Linked DNA regions of Mus musculus: region 2 is linked to region 1. The links are chromatin contacts, found by POLR2A ChIA-PET in ENCODE. All regions are on one chromosome and are shown on one strand. The core of a region is the stretch at or near the end of the contact, and the rest is flanking DNA. Distances in the headings are between cores, read along the strand shown.

What was found. ChIA-PET counts read pairs that join two places held with the same protein, here RNA polymerase II (POLR2A).
Region 2: POLR2A ChIA-PET joins it to region 1 with 40 read pairs in Patski. The contact joins the promoter of Gpi1 here to the promoter of Lsm14a in region 1. POLR2A ChIA-PET finds 5 or more read pairs at or near these places in 4 of 5 experiments (Patski and embryonic stem cell).

Annotation. Positions count from the first base shown.
Region 1 is chr7:34,388,368-34,392,182 of GRCm38, reverse strand. Lsm14a (LSM14A mRNA processing body assembly factor) reads left to right here and starts at 2,478. Exons shown (of 11, transcript NM_025948.3): 1 at 2,478-2,825. The coding sequence starts at 2,705. It overlaps Gm12764 (predicted gene 12764), which reads right to left and starts at 3,570. Exons shown (of 2, transcript NR_169160.1): 1 at 3,175-3,570.
Region 2 is chr7:34,228,239-34,231,944 of GRCm38, reverse strand. Gpi1 (glucose-6-phosphate isomerase 1) reads left to right here and starts at 1,609. Exons shown (of 18, transcript NM_008155.4): 1 at 1,609-1,853; 2 at 2,572-2,662; 3 at 2,949-3,017. The coding sequence starts at 1,732. Gm12762 (a long non-coding RNA gene) reads left to right here. Exons shown (of 2, transcript XR_881947.3): 2 at 1-763.

The DNA of each region.
Region 1 (3,815 bases), core at 1,229-3,728:
GGCTACACAGCAAATTCCAGGACAGTCAGGGCTATATAGACTCTGTCTCAAAACAACAAAAAAGATTTTGCGTGTTTCCTGGTTAGGGTTACTATTGCTATGATAAAACACTACGACCAAAAAGCAACTTGGGGGCGTCAGAATTTCTTCCCTTACACTTTTAGGTAACACTCCCTCACTGAGGGAAGCCAGGACTGGAACCTGGAGGCATAAGCTGATGCAGAGGCCATGGAGGGGTGCTGCTTATAGCTTTGCACTCCATGGTTTGCTTAGCTTGCTTTCTTATAGATCATAGGACAACCGGCCCAGAGGTGGCTCCACCCACAATGGGCTGGGTCTTCCCCCATCAATTAGTTTGTTTGTTTTTTTGTTTTTTGTATTTTTGAGACAGGGTTTCTCTGTGTAGCCCTGGCTGTCCTGGAACTCACTTTGTAGACCAGGCTGGCCTCGCACTCAGAAATCTGCCTGCCTCTGCCTCCCAAGTGCTGGAATTAAAGGCATGTGCCACCACTGCCCGGCCCACAACCACTTTTCAATATTGCCCCAGTGAGGATTAAACTTTACATGAATTCTTGGGAGACACATTCAAACCATCGCAGACACAAACCTTGGGCCCCAGAAGACCCTAGGAACCATGAATAAAGACAGTTTGTTGGGGGTGATGGGGAGAGAGGAGAATAGATACAGTAACGGAGAAATTATCAAATTGGCAATTAAATGTACTATGTAATTGGGACATGGAGTACAGCTAGTTCCATCACCAGCTAACACCATGGAATAAACCCAACAGAGATGGCAGTGATGTGGTTGGTATGTGTGAAGCCAGGAGATGTGAGAGATGTAAATTTGAGAGTTAGGTATCATCAGTTTATAGAAACTGACAAGGGAAAGAATGTGTTCACTATGGAAGAGAAGGCAACATTGGTCTGAGACCTACAAAGGGAAGACTCCAAACGCAGATTTGCACACCAAATAATGACTGTATGCTGAAGCAGGGACCCCCTTGAAGCCACTGGGCACCAGTCACAGCTCAGCTCATCAATCTTCTCTCCTGCTTTCCCGGAACACGCAGATAATCACCATGCATTGGCTCAGCGCACCAGACATCCTACTTGCTGCCTGTGTTCGGCTCTTATCCCAGTTGTTCACTCTTGCAGCAAATGTCTACCGAGCAGCTGTCCTGGGCCGGTTGCTACACTTGGCCCCAAGGATGATGCAAACAGTGTCTAAAACCAGAAACCCTTCCTCAAAATATTTGCATTCTAGCCAAGAAGGGAGACAAACACTTATGACTAAATAGACAAATGCGATGGGGGGTAGGGAGGGAGCAAGGCAAGAAGAGGGGTGTAAAGCGAGATCTACTGTAGTTTTGTAAATACATCACCTCTTAGGGCAGCTTTGAGCAGAGTATAATGAACTGTGGAAGCTGTGAGAAGAAGGGATGCTTGGAACAGTATGGAGCTGTGTAACAACAAATTAAATCATCCATGCCCTCATAAGCCAAACTAGGAAGTCTGGTTTTCACCTTGTGTAAAATGTAACCTGTGGAGCGCACTGAGTAGACGGATGTTATCTTGAGTTGAACAAAAGTCCAAAATCTCTTGCTACTTGAACATGATTCCCCCTGACTGCTGTGTTAAGAAAAACCTAGTAGGGGTAAGAGAAATAGAATTCTTCGGGAGCTACTGCCAACAACTCTGGCCAGGGTAACTGAGGCGTTATATAGAGCTGTACGGATGGAGACGGTCCAGCCTGAACAGACAAGATTTATAGTTAGGACAGGTGTGGAGGTGTAAGACAATCCAGGACTGGGGTCTTAGCTACTAAGCAAACGTTCCCGGTTCATAGTTACCTCCGAGAACAAGCTAGAGGGACGAGTTTGGAGTAAAACCGAAGAGTTACATCTCTGGATGCAAAGTTTTAAGATGCCAATTTGGTATCCGATCGGAGAGATGATCGTTATTAAGAAAGTGGAGCTGACATTAAGTGATCAAAGCGGCAGAGAAACACTTGGACTGGTGTTTCTTGCATAGTTAGTGACCGGGAACATCTTGAAAGCTAGGACACGGATCAAGCCGCATAAAAAGGGTTGGACTCAGTTTGGGGGACAGAGTCCCAGAGCCTCCCGGAGCGGCAGCCCTTGGAGTGTGAGACTCCTCAGGCGAAGATGGCTGCTCTGGCGTTTACAGTGAGAGTTCCGTGGCCCGCGGAGAGCGGCTCCGGAGCTGGGAGGCGACCGCTTACAAAGACTCTGGGCTCGTACCAAAGTGCAGCCCGCCTAGAAATGGCAGAGGCCGCAGTCAGCATCACCAGGCGGGATGGGCCCTCGTCTAGTCTTCCCGCGACATCTAGGTGCCGTGAAAACCTTCCACGTCGGGAGCGCAAGCCAAGCGCTCTGGGCCGCCGCGGAAAGAGCCCGGGACCGTCCGTGAGCTCGGCGAGTCTCGCGAGAAAGCACGCCGCCTCGCCCTCCCGGCATGCCCTGCGCCGCCGCCGCTGCTGCCGCCGCCGCCGCCGCCGCGCCGCGGTTTGAGGGCGGGAGGCTGGGGGAGGGTAAGCGGAGCCGGCGCGGCCGCCATGTTGGTTCTGAGGCGGCTGCTGTGAGGCGCCGACGGAGGGAGCGAGCGAGCGGGCGGGCGGGCGGAGCGGCGGGCGCAGCGCGGGATCTGACTGAGTGCGAGCGGCGGGCGACGGCGGCGGCGCCATGAGCGGGGGCACCCCTTACATCGGCAGCAAGATCAGCCTCATCTCCAAGGCGGAGATCCGCTACGAGGGCATCCTCTACACCATCGACACCGAGAACTCCACGGTAGCCCTCGCCAAAGGTACGGCGGGGCGGGCCTCGGGGTTTTGGGGGGCGCGGGTAGAGCGCCCCGCCGCCCTCGCGCTCTTCTCCCTCTGCGGTCCTCACGGGCCTCGCTCCCTCCCGGCCCCCAAGCGACAAGGGCCGGGCTGCGGCCTCCCCGGGCTCCCCGGGCTGCTTCCTTTCCCCCGAAGCTCCGCGCCTTCCATCCGGGGAACGAGTGCGCGGCGCCCGGGGCGGGGCGATGCTAAAGTCCCGGGAACCAGCCGGAGAACACACCCAGGTTCGCGGCTTCCAAGACCGAAATTCGGTCGTTCCTTCTTCGGAAGCGCCGAACAAAGCCGGAGGAGTCGAAGAATCTTGACGCCTACCTCGAGATGAATGCGGATGTGTTGATTCCTCGGGCACCCATTTTCTCAGCGTTCTTCGTCTGGGTCGGTGGCGACGGTTGTCGAGTGAACTCCTAAGGAGTGTGCTCCAAACTTTGGGTTTGCGCCGCAGACTTGTGATCTCGAAAGGCCGTTTCGTACCGTCCAGTCGATCGCATCCCGTTTGTCTCCTCTGTGATTGTTACCTGTTATGCCGGAATTCTTATGCAACCGAAGGGTGCGCGTTAAAATGCTTGCTTGCTGTCCCCATGGGCCAATTTTCTGGAACCCTGGTAGAAAGGAAAGTTTAAGTTTTGATGATCCGGGACTCTTGTACACACTTCAGAGCGAGTACTATCGGGGCGCTGACCGACTCCGCTGTACTTGGGGAGAGGAAGTTGTGTGGAAGGGGATCCCCCCCTACTTACCCCAACCCCATAGTCTGTACAGTCGATACAGTCAATTTGTGGGTTTTGTTTCCGTTCACGCGTGCTAGTGACAGGAAGGCACAAAGAAAATAAACTTGAGTTTCTGATCCTAGGGGAAGTCTTATAACAGTTTCTGATACCAGGGAGGTCTATTTTCCTACCACACCTAGTAGAATTGTTAAGAACTAAGTATGCTAGGAAAAAAGGTCCTAGGGA
Region 2 (3,706 bases), core at 360-2,859, 160 kb after region 1:
TCAGATTCCTATGTTGCTGACCCTGGCCTTGAACTCTCGATCTTCCTGCCTTTCCTCCCTTCATGCTGGGATTATAGTGCCACCCCAGTGCCTGCCACCCCAGTGCTAGATGTCCAGCACTGTTTGGGAAGCTTAGCAAGTATCAAGACTTACACATATTTCCCGCAGTCCCCCGCAAACACTTCACCTCACCTACTCGTCCTCATTTGAAGTCTCCCTTGTCCCTCGGACTTGTGGATAAGAATCCAGTTTTTCTAGGAAGTTGGATCCTAAAGTGCATATCTTGCCCTTTCTCTCTAGGCGATTATGGATCCCTCACTCATTCCATCCTCTATGTCCGTCTCCTCCTGCTTGACTGAAGCTCCCTCCCTCAGGACCTGCTTTAGCTCACTGAGCTAACTGATCCATTAGGCAGTGTGTCAGATAAAGTCCCTGCTCCATGTGGACTTGTTCAGTGGCTCCTCATCTCTAAACAGAAATCAAAATTCTCACAATGATTTGTAAGCCACTGGGTGAATTCCCTTCTCTAATGTCACCTCTATGACTTCTTCCCCTAATCTGCTCCACTCCAGCCACATGTGTCTTCTGTTTGTGGGACATCTATGGGTGCTGTTTGTGGGACATCTATGGGTGCTCTTGTCTCAGACTTTGCAGTGTCTTTTCCCTTTGACTGAACACTTTCCTTCCAGGTAGCCAACTGGCTCATTTCTTCCCCTTCATGCTTTTACTCAAATATAATAAAGAGTGAATTTTTTTTTCTTAACCATTTAGTTAAAGGAAATGCTTATTTCCAACCTGCCTTTAAATATATATACATATAATTTCATTTTTATTGTGTGGTGGATATTTTATTAATTATGTGTGGGAGTGGACATACAATTTTTATTATGTGTGTGGGGTGGGTATATAATTTTAGCATTAATTATGTGTGGGGTGGGTATGAGCATAAGGATGCAAGTGCCATTGGTATTCCCATTGGTTGCAGCGGGAGTTACAGGCAGTTATGAGTACTGGGAACCCAATTCAGGTCCTCTGCAAGGGAACTATGTGTTCTTAACCACAGTTTCATCTCTGGGGCTTCATCCAGTTTGCCTCTTCTCAGGAGCACTTGCCAGCTCTGAAATCCCATAAATTCTATTTACTTATTTGGCTTACGTACCCACAACACTTGCTTTAGTACCTCTAACCAGGAAGGCATTCCATAAAGTTCTGCTAAATTGGGCTCAGCCGGTAAGAGCACTCAACTACTCTTCCGAAGGTCCTGAGTTCAAATCCCAGCAAACACATCCGTAAGGAGATCCGACTCCTTCTTCTGGAGTGTCTGAAGACAGCTAGAGTGTACTTACATATAGTAAATAAATTCTTTAAAAAAAAAAAGTTCTGCTGAATTGAATACATGAATGAATGAAAGAAGCAAGCGGATCTGGCACGAGAAACTCCGCCTCTGCCCTTCAAGTCACTTCCGAACAGAAGCCAGCCAAGGTTCATCGCAAGTGGCCACACTTGTGTTACAGAGAGGCCAGCAGAGGCCCCCAGATCTACAGCTGCCGGCAAGGTCGCCTAGCGGACGCGGAGGACAGAGGTGGGGCGGGGCCGGAGGCGGGGCGGGGTCGGACGCCTGCGCCATAAAGCCCGCTGCGCGCACTGGTACCGACTTGCCGCGCGCCGCCGCTCCTCTTTCCTTCCTCTTCCGAGCACGTCCTGCTCCGTGTACCTCTCGGGTCCCTCGCCATGGCTGCGCTCACCCGGAACCCGCAGTTCCAGAAGCTCCTGGAGTGGCACCGCGCGAACTCTGCCAACCTCAAGCTGCGCGAACTTTTTGAGGCGGATCCGGAGCGCTTCAACAACTTCAGGTGCACGCACGGGGTCGGGGCTCCCGTGACCCCCCCCCCCCCAGCAGCCCTGCAGGGCCCAGGCCGGGGCCGCACTTTGTCCTTGATGCCTCCTTGGAGTGGGTTTTGGGACCCGCGTGCTAGCCAGAGGGCCGAGGCTGCTTAGTCATTAGGAGGAATCGGCTCCTCCTTGGGGATCCCTTCGCCCCCGCCTCTCAGTCTCAGCCATTTGAGTAGGGATTTCTAACCACCCATGAGGAGGAGCAGCCGCTGCTGGCTCGACAGGCACGAGAGAGCTGTCCCCTCCCACCTGCTCCTAGTGGGCTTTGGTCAGACAGGGTGGGTAAGGCTGAGATTTCCTGGGAGCCACGGTGTAAAAATAGAGCGGCGGAGGCAGGATGCAGAGGCCAGAGAGACTTGTGAGCGACTGCGAAATAGAAGGGAGGGTGGAAGAAATCGTACATGTGATGCATCTTCGTGCCTTGTCACTGATGCCAGGAGGCGAGGGACCTGGGATGACCACCTGTGGTTCCTCACTGGACGTCCCTGATACCTCTCCCTGGGTGTTTCCTTGTAAGTTTGAGATGTGGAGCTTGAAGGGGGAAGTTCTGCCCAGGATCTGTCTACATCTTCTTTCTGTGGCGTGGCTTCCTACACTACTTAACACTGCTACAGGTCAGCCTTTGTGGCCAGGCACTGCCGCTGGGGTGTGACCAGCAGCGTCTCCATCTTTCTGCAGCTTGAACCTCAACACCAACCATGGGCATATTCTGGTGGACTACTCCAAGAACCTTGTGAACAAGGAGGTGATGCAGATGCTGGTGGAGCTGGTAATGTTCTGACTGGGGAGTTGTGATCTCTGGGTTGGGTTGTGGGTGGGGGCTGCGCTTTGTTTTGGGTTCTAGGTCCCGGTGTGGAGTTGGTATCCCAGGGATCTCCAGGCCCCCTGCTGATTGAGCAGACTCTTTGAAGATGCTGGAAAAGGAATCTGTCTATGAAGAACATCTGTCAGCCTCAAGGGGGGGGGGGAGTGGGGGGGGAGGGGGGCTGGACTTGTGATAGGTGATGAGGATGGGGGATGGGATACAAGACCTCAGCAGTGGCTTCTCTCCCTAGGCCAAGTCCAGAGGCGTGGAGGCTGCACGGGACAACATGTTCAGTGGTTCCAAGATCAACTACACCGAGGTAAGCAGTTACACCCGCCGCCCCCCCCCCCTCTTCCTCCTCTTTGCCGACCGTTATCAGCATCGCCCTGTGTCTTCACCCTTGCTCTTAAGCAATGCTTTTGCCTCACGAAGGTGCTAAAGGCTTTTCTTTGGGGGCAAGAGAGGTTGCAGAGCTTTGGGGTGTGATTTCTCTGAGACTGGCAGCCTGGACTTGGCAATCAAATTGGCACAGTTCCTGGTGTCCAGGGAGGGGCACAACCCAAGCCTGAAGGGAGGGATTTGCTTAAGGCTGGCTGAGACATGGCTGAGACATTTTCTTGGACAACTTCAACCTTGATACTCTGATGGATCCTTGCTACAGGTTGTTCTAGTGACAAGAAAAATCATGTCACCAAAGCCCTTAGTTTCTTTGACAGTGGAATGAATAAGAGGTGAGAGTATGACAGCGGTTGGGAAACCCTGGCCCTGACTTGGTGGGGAAGCCTGCAGGCATAGGAGACACTCTGCACTGAGAATTCTCAGTGTTGATATTTTTTTCCTTTTAATTATGAGTGTGTGGGTGTGTGTACATAAGTACAGGTGCCTACAGAGCTGTCAGATTCTCCCGGAACTTCAGTTAGAGATGGTTGGGAGCCACCCAGTGTGTGTACTGGGAATCCAACCCCGGCTTTTTAGAAGAGTATTTTGGTTGGTTGGTTGGCTTTTGAG